2 separate regions of the Homo sapiens genome follow, and region 2 is linked to region 1. The links are chromatin loops, found by intact Hi-C in ENCODE. Cell type or tissue: natural killer cell. All regions are shown on one strand. Links, peaks and the distances in the headings refer to the core of each region. The heading gives the core; the rest is flanking DNA. Region 1 overlaps PTPN4 (protein tyrosine phosphatase non-receptor type 4). Region 2 overlaps PTPN4 (protein tyrosine phosphatase non-receptor type 4).

Region 1 (4,407 bases), core at 165-4,164:
TACTACCTACTTCTATTCCAGAGTATCTGGAACACTAGCTTATCTTGGGATGTATTAAATAACTCCTCGCACATTATCTCCTGAATGCTTCTATAACTAAATCCCAATCCTCTGCCTCAATGAAGACAGAACAAAAATAATTATGCATATTACATTTTATCTACTTAAAAAATTGTTTACATATAGTAGGTTAGTGGATTTTTCCCTTTTTTCCAAAAACATTTTGGAGGGTTAATAATTCTGTCTATTGGTGGGGAGTAAAAGGATATGTTTTGTTACCAATCTATATATTATCAGCTATCCTAATGATAAAGATGAAAACTAAGTGATGTTTTAAAAAAAGATCTTGGATGCGCGAGGTGGCTCAGTGCTGCAATCCCAGCACTTTGGGAGGCCCAGGTGGGAGGATCACTGGAACTTAGGAATTCAAGACCAGCTTGGGCAACATAAGGAGACTCTGTCTCTACAAAAAATAAATTAGCTGGGTATGATGGCAAGTGCCTGTAGTCCAAGCTACTTGGGAGGCTGAAGTCAGAGGATCAACTTGAGTCCAGGAATTTGAGACTGCAGTGAGCTGTGATAGCACCACTGCATTCCAACCTGGGTGACAAGAGTAAAACCCTGTCTCAAAAAAAAAAAAAAAAAAAAAAAAAAGAAAGAAAGAAAGAAAGATCTTCATATTGATTCATTCAGATCAAAAGATACTGATCTATGCAGAGATCATAAACCCTTAGAATTTTAGGAATGTTAACAAATAAAGTATTTTTTATATGCAAATTCAGATAATAGACAAAATTAGCTGAAAATATATGTTATTTCTTTAAATGCCTGGCTTTATGAAGTGCAGAGTTAATGTGGAGGCGAATAATTTAAGCTACATATATAAAGTATATAATAAATCATCTTGTAAACAGTTTTATATTTCAGTAATTAACTGAAGCATATAAAAACTATATGTATTTTCCATTCCAGCACAATTTACAAAAAATGAAACATCCTGTTGTCTTCCTACAAAAATCAGATCATAAAAATTTAGGTAGAAATACCTATTTGAGTAAAATTTAAAAATGAAGACTATTTTTGGTTATAGTTAATAAGAATCATAGGCCTTTGTTGTGTGACTTTGGATTTATTTTCAGATTTTCTTATATTGATAAAGAATTGCAGGTAGTATTGGACTTGCTTTTTTAGCTCATTGGGATATTTTTCTCTCATCATGTACTATGTATACACTTCTGTATGGCTAAAAAAAAAAAAACAATTACCAAGGAAGGCACAAAGCAAATGCAATATTAACTCATCTGATTACATTAAAACTTAATAACATTAGAATTCTGATACATAATGATCTCATGAAGTTTGAAGTTTCACTGCCTGCTAGAATTTCCTTTCCAATATGTTAAACGTGTAAAAAGAAATGTCGGACTAACACGCACAATAACACTGACCAAAGAGAACTGAACAAATTGTTATTATGTGTACAGTAGGAAGCATTAAAATAATGATAAGGACTCTGAATTCTAGATGTGGCTTCCTATTAGACAGACCTCTTATGTTTCTGTATCTAAATGTATAAATTTATTAGCATAATATGACCCATAGGTCTCTCCCTACCTCCTGAATTTTATGATTTATGAATATCCAAATTTTCAGGGCAATATTTTAGCCTATTAATTTTACTAAACCACGAAAAATTTAAGTTACTTATGAATCTACACCACAGAAGTGTCCTGTCATTTCAGCAATTCATAGCTAAAACTTTTTTAGTTTGGCCTAATGACATTTCCTTAATCAAAAATCTTGTAGGCATTTTATAAGACATGGAATGTTATTAGTTTTAAAAAAGATACATTGACTCAGATTTCATTTTCCGTAAGTGAATTCAAAGTAATTTAGGTGTGAACATTTCCCATTATCACAGGTTTAAATTATAGGATTTTTTGATTTGAAGACAACTCATGACACCGTTTAGTTCAACTCCCTCATATTGCAGTGCAAATTTTCTTATCAGTCACAACAGAATGAAAATAAAGTATATTACCTCATGCATAAAACTTTGATTTTTAAAATAAAGATTAACATTTATGGCTCTATTAATGCTAATTCATAATGTAATAAACTATTATTTCCTCAAATATTAAACTACGAAATGTAAGCTGTATGAAAGTTCACTAACTGTAATCAATAGATCAACTACTTTCATTTTCTAAAAGCTGGAAAAAGTCATTTGAAGAAAAAAAATTCCAGCACACTCACCTAGTCTGAAGCGTCAGAACACTTTATTGCTGTTAATGGACTAAACATGGCTGGACACTTTGAACTTAAAACCAAACTTCATGTATTTTATTTTATTAACAGTTTTAACCTCAGGGACCCACCCACTCAAGCTTGCTGTCTATGTTTCCTGTTGAGTGTGGAAATTTCAGAGAAAAAAATACCACACAGCATCAGTGTGTTTGCGATGTGGTAAGCTTCTTTTCTGTCTAGGGCACCTTATTTTTCTGTTGTATGAGAACATTGTTTTTCTCTTTTCTTAGATATATTATATGACAACTGCAAAATGTGAAAGCAATTTGAAGAGGTGATAATCAGTATATGTGCTGCTGAGGCGAACACAAAGAGGTGATAATCAGAAAAAAGAAAAAACATTTAATGATTGCTAAAAAATTATTATATGAGAAGTTTAAGGAGGAGCCTTTTCTATCTACTCATATTGCCAACTAAAACCCAAAGAAAAAAAAAGAACTCTAGGTTATCTGGTACTTTAATAAAATAACTTAATAATTACTAAAACCATTAGAGAATTTTGGTAGACATATATCTGTTCATTACAATTAGATCCTAACATATTAGAAAAACAATCCCAGAAAAGCTTATCTTTCAGAGAAAGAGAGATCATTAAACAGCCCAGTACTATTACAACCTCATTGTAGCTGATACCTTATTATTTCAGAGGAACCACACAATTCCAGAAAAACAAAAGGAAGAGAGTTATCTGAGGCTTATAATATTGAAATTTTACCTCTACTATTCACGGAATCATGGCTATTTGTTTTATAAAATAACCTATTAAACAACTATACATTTTAATAATGAATACACAAAATGAACAACTAAGATGCAGGTATAACTCTGCTTATTTCTAAAATCTGATAGGATCAAAACATGAAAACATTAACACTTATAAAGAAACCATTTGTATGTGATATTAACTTAATACATAAATATGCCTACGATCTGGTACTCGTATGAGGATATGCTGCATACAACTAGTGACCACATCGCACGTTCTACACTGTTTATAAAAGTCAAGCAGAAAGAAGACACTTGTTAAGAAAGGAAAGTTTTAAGTATATTGCTACGCTGTTACAACACTAAGAATCAGAAAAATATTTTAAGAAATGTTATTCGTTTTTTAAAAAATACATGGACTCATTTCATTTTCCATAAGTGAATTCAAAGTAATTTAGGTGTGAAGATTTTCCATTATCACAGGTTTAAATTATAGGATTTTTTGATTAGAAGACAACTCATGACACCGTTTGGTCCAACCCCCTCATATTGCAGTGCAAATTTTCCTATCAGTCACAACAGAATGAAAATAAAGTATATTATCTCATGCATTTGATTTTTAAAATAAAGATTAACTTACCATTTATGGCTCTTCTATTAATGTTAATTCATAATGTAATAAACTATTATTTCCTCATATAGTAGACTACTAAATGTAAGCTGTATGTCACATATTACTGTGACATCCTTACAAAGTCTTAGCAACAACTCCTACTCTGGAGGCAGGGACGTGGCTCAGTAAAGGGAGGAATCCTAAAAGTTAAGTTTACAGTTTACAATCAAAGAATTTAACTGTTAAAAGATTTATTGCCATTATAAATGACTAGATTTTTGAACAGCAAAGAAAATGTGCACGATATGCTAGATGATAAAAACAAACAACAAATAGTTTAAAACAATTTGGAAACAAATATACACACATATATAAAAATGTCTCTATGAGTATATGCATAGAAAAATCCTGAATAATGAGTATCAAAATTTTTTTAAAAAGTTGTCTTGGGATGATAAATTTTCTTTATGCTCTTTGATACTGTTGGAGTTTTTAAACATAATGAGCTATCACTTATATTACTAGGGGAAAAAAGCAATTTCCACTTTTGGAAGGAGGAAGAAAAAAACCAAGAACACAAAACTCCCTTTACTCCAGAAACACAAAGAAGGAAGGTCTCTTAGATAAAGACTTAAGAACAAAATTTAAACAAAGTGAAATCAAAAGCAAACTTTCTAGTTCTCTTTATTAAAACTCAAGCCTCTAATAGCAGTAGATGCCAAACACATAACTAATTAAAAGACTTAGCCTCTCAAAGTAATTTTCACTGAAAACAAACTCTT
Region 2 (4,407 bases), core at 311-4,310, 67 kb after region 1:
ATTGGGATAATGTCTTATGAAAAATTAGAGTGTGAGGCTAGATAATCTCTAAAGCCTCTTTTGGACCTTTAAAATTCTATGATTCTAACTTTTCTGGAAGAATTACTTTGAATCATAAACAACTGGACTCTTGGAACTTGGAATGTATCTTATTTGAGAAGGAATACTCAAGACAGAAAGACAAAGAAAGAAAAAGTAGGAGACAGCAAAAAGATCAATCTAGCTCCAAATACCTGTTTCCCTACATTCATTCTGGTGTAATTAGCCCTACATCTTTTTGTATATGATATGTCTTTTTGTATACAAATTTATGTGATAGAATTTTTATCTCTTGTAGTATACATGATCTCGATATTAATCCTTCTGGAGTACTTCCTGAAAAGGACTGTTTTCATATTTATGGTAGTGACTACAGTGGTGAGTCACTGGTCTCTTCCTCTTTTGTCATCTTGTCACTTACCCCGTCAATCTAATGCCAGCCTACAGCTACAGGGCCTGACTTATGAGGGTCAGCAAGAGCTAAGAATTATCTATTTTTTCTCTTCACGAGGTATACTTAATGAGGTATAACAGTCACCTTTCAGGTATTTGCTTGGCTCACAATTTGCCTTTCTGGTAAGAAAGGAAAAAAACCTTATATCTGAGGAATAGGAGCACCTTTAAATGATCAGGGCAAGAAAGGCATTTAAAAAGTAACAGCAGTCACATCTCACTCTCCCTTCAGCTACATAGTTACCTCTTGAAGCTACTTGCTATGTGGGCTGCAGACTGAAGCCAAGTAGCCATAAAATGTTATACACCCTATAGTTCAACCATGTATAGCCAATCGCTAACCAATGTTATTTCTGTAAGTCAATGAGAATTCCTGAAGAACAATTTTTGCACTTACTCACTCTCCTGAGTGATCCTCTTTATTCTTTAAAAACTTGAACCTTTCTTATGTTCTCCAGAGCACTCTCCAAGGCAACTTGCAAGTGTATCCTGGGCTGAGGTCCTCAACCTTTGCACTTGAATAAACTCTCTTTAAACTACATTCTGACCCTTTTGATTATTTTAGGTTCAACCTGGGAAAGGCTGCATTACTGACATTTCTACTCACTTCCATTTTTACATGGGTTTATTTATCAGGAAACAACAGTATAACTCTAGGCCCCTGAAGAAGCTCAAGTGGTCTAGTGAAGGCATCAAAGTATGAGGAAAGTTTATTTTAATTTTAGTTCAGTATAAAAGCATTTATTTTCACTGAAACTAGCTGGCCCTTGGTTTGTTTTTCTTTGTGTCATCCTCGTATTTTTCCATGACTGGTTTGTAATACAAAATCAGTAAATGATGTCAAAAAAATAAGTGGTAGTATTTAACGTTTGATATATAATTCCCACTAGCTATTCATTCAGAGAATGAAGATCCCAACCATGAGAGAGAGGAAGAAAAAAACAAACCAACTTTTCTCATAAACATTATTTGTATTTTCTATAGCCCTTCTATTAATATAGCCTTATAAACAGATTTCTAAAACATTAATCCAGAACCATTTCTTCAGCCTCCTAATCTTTCTAAAAGTATACAAAATATTCCCTTCAAAATGGAGATCCTCTTACACTAATCAAAAGAATATACTTTATTGCAGAAGTCCCTCACTGTATAAGCATATAAATTTACAAAGAATTCAATCAGAATTTGCTTGTATACCCTTTATCTCGGTTCAGAGTAAGGTATATCCTTTAGTGCATTTTATAACACTTAATTGTCAAAGTAAACATTTCTATTATTCATCACATGCTATCTTCTATTTCTATGATGTGATCTATCTAATTAAAAGAACCACAATTGCAATTACTGAAGAATAAGTAAAAATCCAAGAAATTTAATGCCAAATAATTGTACAGCTCTGAAATTTAATCTCTATCTTATTTGTGAGGGTCTCTGATGAAATTTGGAAATTTGACATTGAATAAATTAAGAATTTTTATTAGAAATAGCTCTCTATAAATACAATAAAAAACTAATTTTACTTTAGTGCAGACTAATTTATATACATCTGAAGGTATTTTAACCTTTATGCCCAATTTCCTCTCTTTCAGTCAACAGGCATAAATTGGATTTACTTTTTAGTTGTCTGAGACACATAATTAATGAAAGTGACATTACCTGACATAATTATGAAAACCTTAAAGCTAATAACTTCTGAAAGATTAAAATGTCAAGAAAAGAGGAACAAAAGCAAAAGAATTACCTCTATTTAAGTCAAGTAAAAAAAAAACTCATCAAATCAGTGAACACTGTAAATCAGAAAGGACTTTCTACACTAAACTGAGAGGAAAAACTAAATGAAAATGAAAGACAAAATCTTACACTTACTGGGTTATCTGTGGAATCATCAGCCAACTGTAAACCAAAATAGTCCTGCTCAGTCAAATCTAGATGCTTGAAGACGACATCCAACAAGACTTGCCCCTGATCATGTTTCTGTAAAAAAAAAAAAAAATTGAATGAAATCAACTTTGATAGGTTACATTCTTCACATTTTTTAACCTGGTTGACTTTTGTCCTCATCTATTAACCCATTTATGCCAGAGGTAGCAAACGTTTTTTGTGTGAAAAATCAGGCCTTGGCAATGACCTTGAGCAGTAGGATATAAATAACTCCCATAAGCTTAGCAAGCCAATAATGGAGCACTAGGCATAAATGGGTTAACTTGGTAACTGTTTTCATACCAATGACTTGGTTGAGAAAAAAGACTTCACATGTGACACAGCACTTTTAGAAAACAACCTGACCTTAGGCAAACTGGTTTAAAGAGCATATAATAAATATGAAAATACAAAGAAACATTTGATTGAAAATACTTTTCACTTTCAGGCTATCACGATATTTTTTTAGTTTATATTATTGCCACATTAACTCATGCATATATCTATATCATTTTGTTATGCCTTTTATTCTTATATTTAAATTGTGACTGGAAAGTGACATATTTGGCTAAATATTACTTAAAATATAATTTTGTATTATAATGCCATAAAAGGGGAACGAAGATGGTAACAATTATTTATAGCAAACTGATAAAGGATTGCTAATATTTTCATTGCCAAAGTACTCAGAGAACTTTAGAAAACTATCTCATTTTAACCTCATACTAATTCTATCATGTAGGCATTAAAGAGTAAATACAACTTCCCCAAGTTCCAAAGCTGTTAAACTGTGGTACAAAAGGCATGATTAGATAATCCCCCTCCAATAAAAAATATAACTTATGAGTAAAAACAGACAAATGATCAACATGTTCAGTTAAAATAAAAAAAGAAAATGGGAAATTATAATGACATGCCATGGGCAAACAACCCCCAAAATAAAATCCAATGATAAAAAATAAAGACAAGAAATACTTATTGCTGCTAACATGGTAGAAAGATATCTGTTGGGAAAGCAATTTGACAAAACAAGCAATAACAATATCAACTACTCTGGCATCTTAACATAAGTAGCAAACAAAAGCTAATACTGGAGGAAACTTCTATACCTATCAATAAATTCACTAGAGAAGTTTATTCTCGTTACATTTATATACAACATATATTAGAAAAATATGTGCAATGGTTTGAGTTTGTCCCCTAGAATTCATGTGTTGAAAATTTGGTCCCTGGTATGGTGATTTTGAGAGACAGGACCTTTAAGAGGTGATTAGGTCATTTAGAAGGATTAATGTCACATTCCAGGGACAAGGTTAATTCTCAAGGGAGCGAGTGAGTTCTCACTATCACAGTACTAGATTAATTACCACAAATGGGTTGGTATAAAGTGAGGCTGCCCCTGGAGTTCTATCCCTTTTACATGCACCCACTTCCCCTTCTGCTTCTCTGTCATGTTATGACAGCACGCAACCCTCAGAACAGACCAGATGTGGCCATCTGATCCCGGACCTCCCAGCCAAAATAAACTTTTTTTTTTTTTTTTGAGATGGAGTTTCGCTCTTGTTGCCCAGGCTAGAGTGCAATGGCACAATCTGATCTTGGCTCACTGCAACCTCCGCCTCCCACGTTCAAGCGATTCTCCTGTCTCAGCCTCCTGAGTAGCCAGCATTATAGGTGCATGCCACCACGCCCAGCTAATTTTTGTATTTTTAGTAGAGCCAGAGTTTCATCATATTGGTCAGGCTAGTCTCGAACTCCTGACCTCAGGTGATCTGCCTGCCTCAGCCTCCCAAAGTGCTGGGATTACAGATGTGAGCCACCGCGCCTAGCCAATAAACCTCTTTTTAAAATAAATTACCCAGTCTCAGGTATTCTGTTATAGCAACAGAAAATGGATATGGTAGAGAATAGCAATATATTTTACCACTAGTTTTTCTTCTCATTAGCTATAGCAGTTTAGAAGCTTCCAGGTACCAGTCAGAATTCAAACTTATG

Evidence for each region. Hi-C counts contacts between places; a loop is a spot of excess contacts. Peaks named below come from ENCODE experiments on the same cell type or tissue, not always from the same donor. Only the 100,000 strongest peaks of a DNase experiment are listed, where the experiment ranks them.
Region 2: a loop joins it to region 1, with 3 times the contacts of the local background. A loop is called at or near these places in 2 of 110 quality-filtered maps.

The regions. Positions count from the first base shown.
Region 1 is chr2:119,927,681-119,932,087 of GRCh38, reverse strand. All of the region lies in intron 13 of PTPN4 (protein tyrosine phosphatase non-receptor type 4), which reads right to left. Among named protein-coding and RNA genes, the nearest start is that of EPB41L5, 83 kb to the left of the region's middle. In natural killer cell, for the core only: no CTCF peak of the experiment used is centred there; a DNase peak (open chromatin) is centred at 2,397; H3K4me3 peaks cover 3,095 bases; H3K27ac peaks cover 3,688 bases.
Region 2 is chr2:119,860,595-119,865,001 of GRCh38, reverse strand. PTPN4 (protein tyrosine phosphatase non-receptor type 4) reads right to left here. Exons shown (of 27, transcript NM_002830.4): 3 at 2,359-2,466. Among named protein-coding and RNA genes, the nearest start is that of PTPN4, 100 kb to the right of the region's middle. RefSeq lists a silencer at 3,748-3,797. In natural killer cell, for the core only: no CTCF peak of the experiment used is centred there; a DNase peak (open chromatin) is centred at 2,431; H3K27ac peaks cover 980 bases.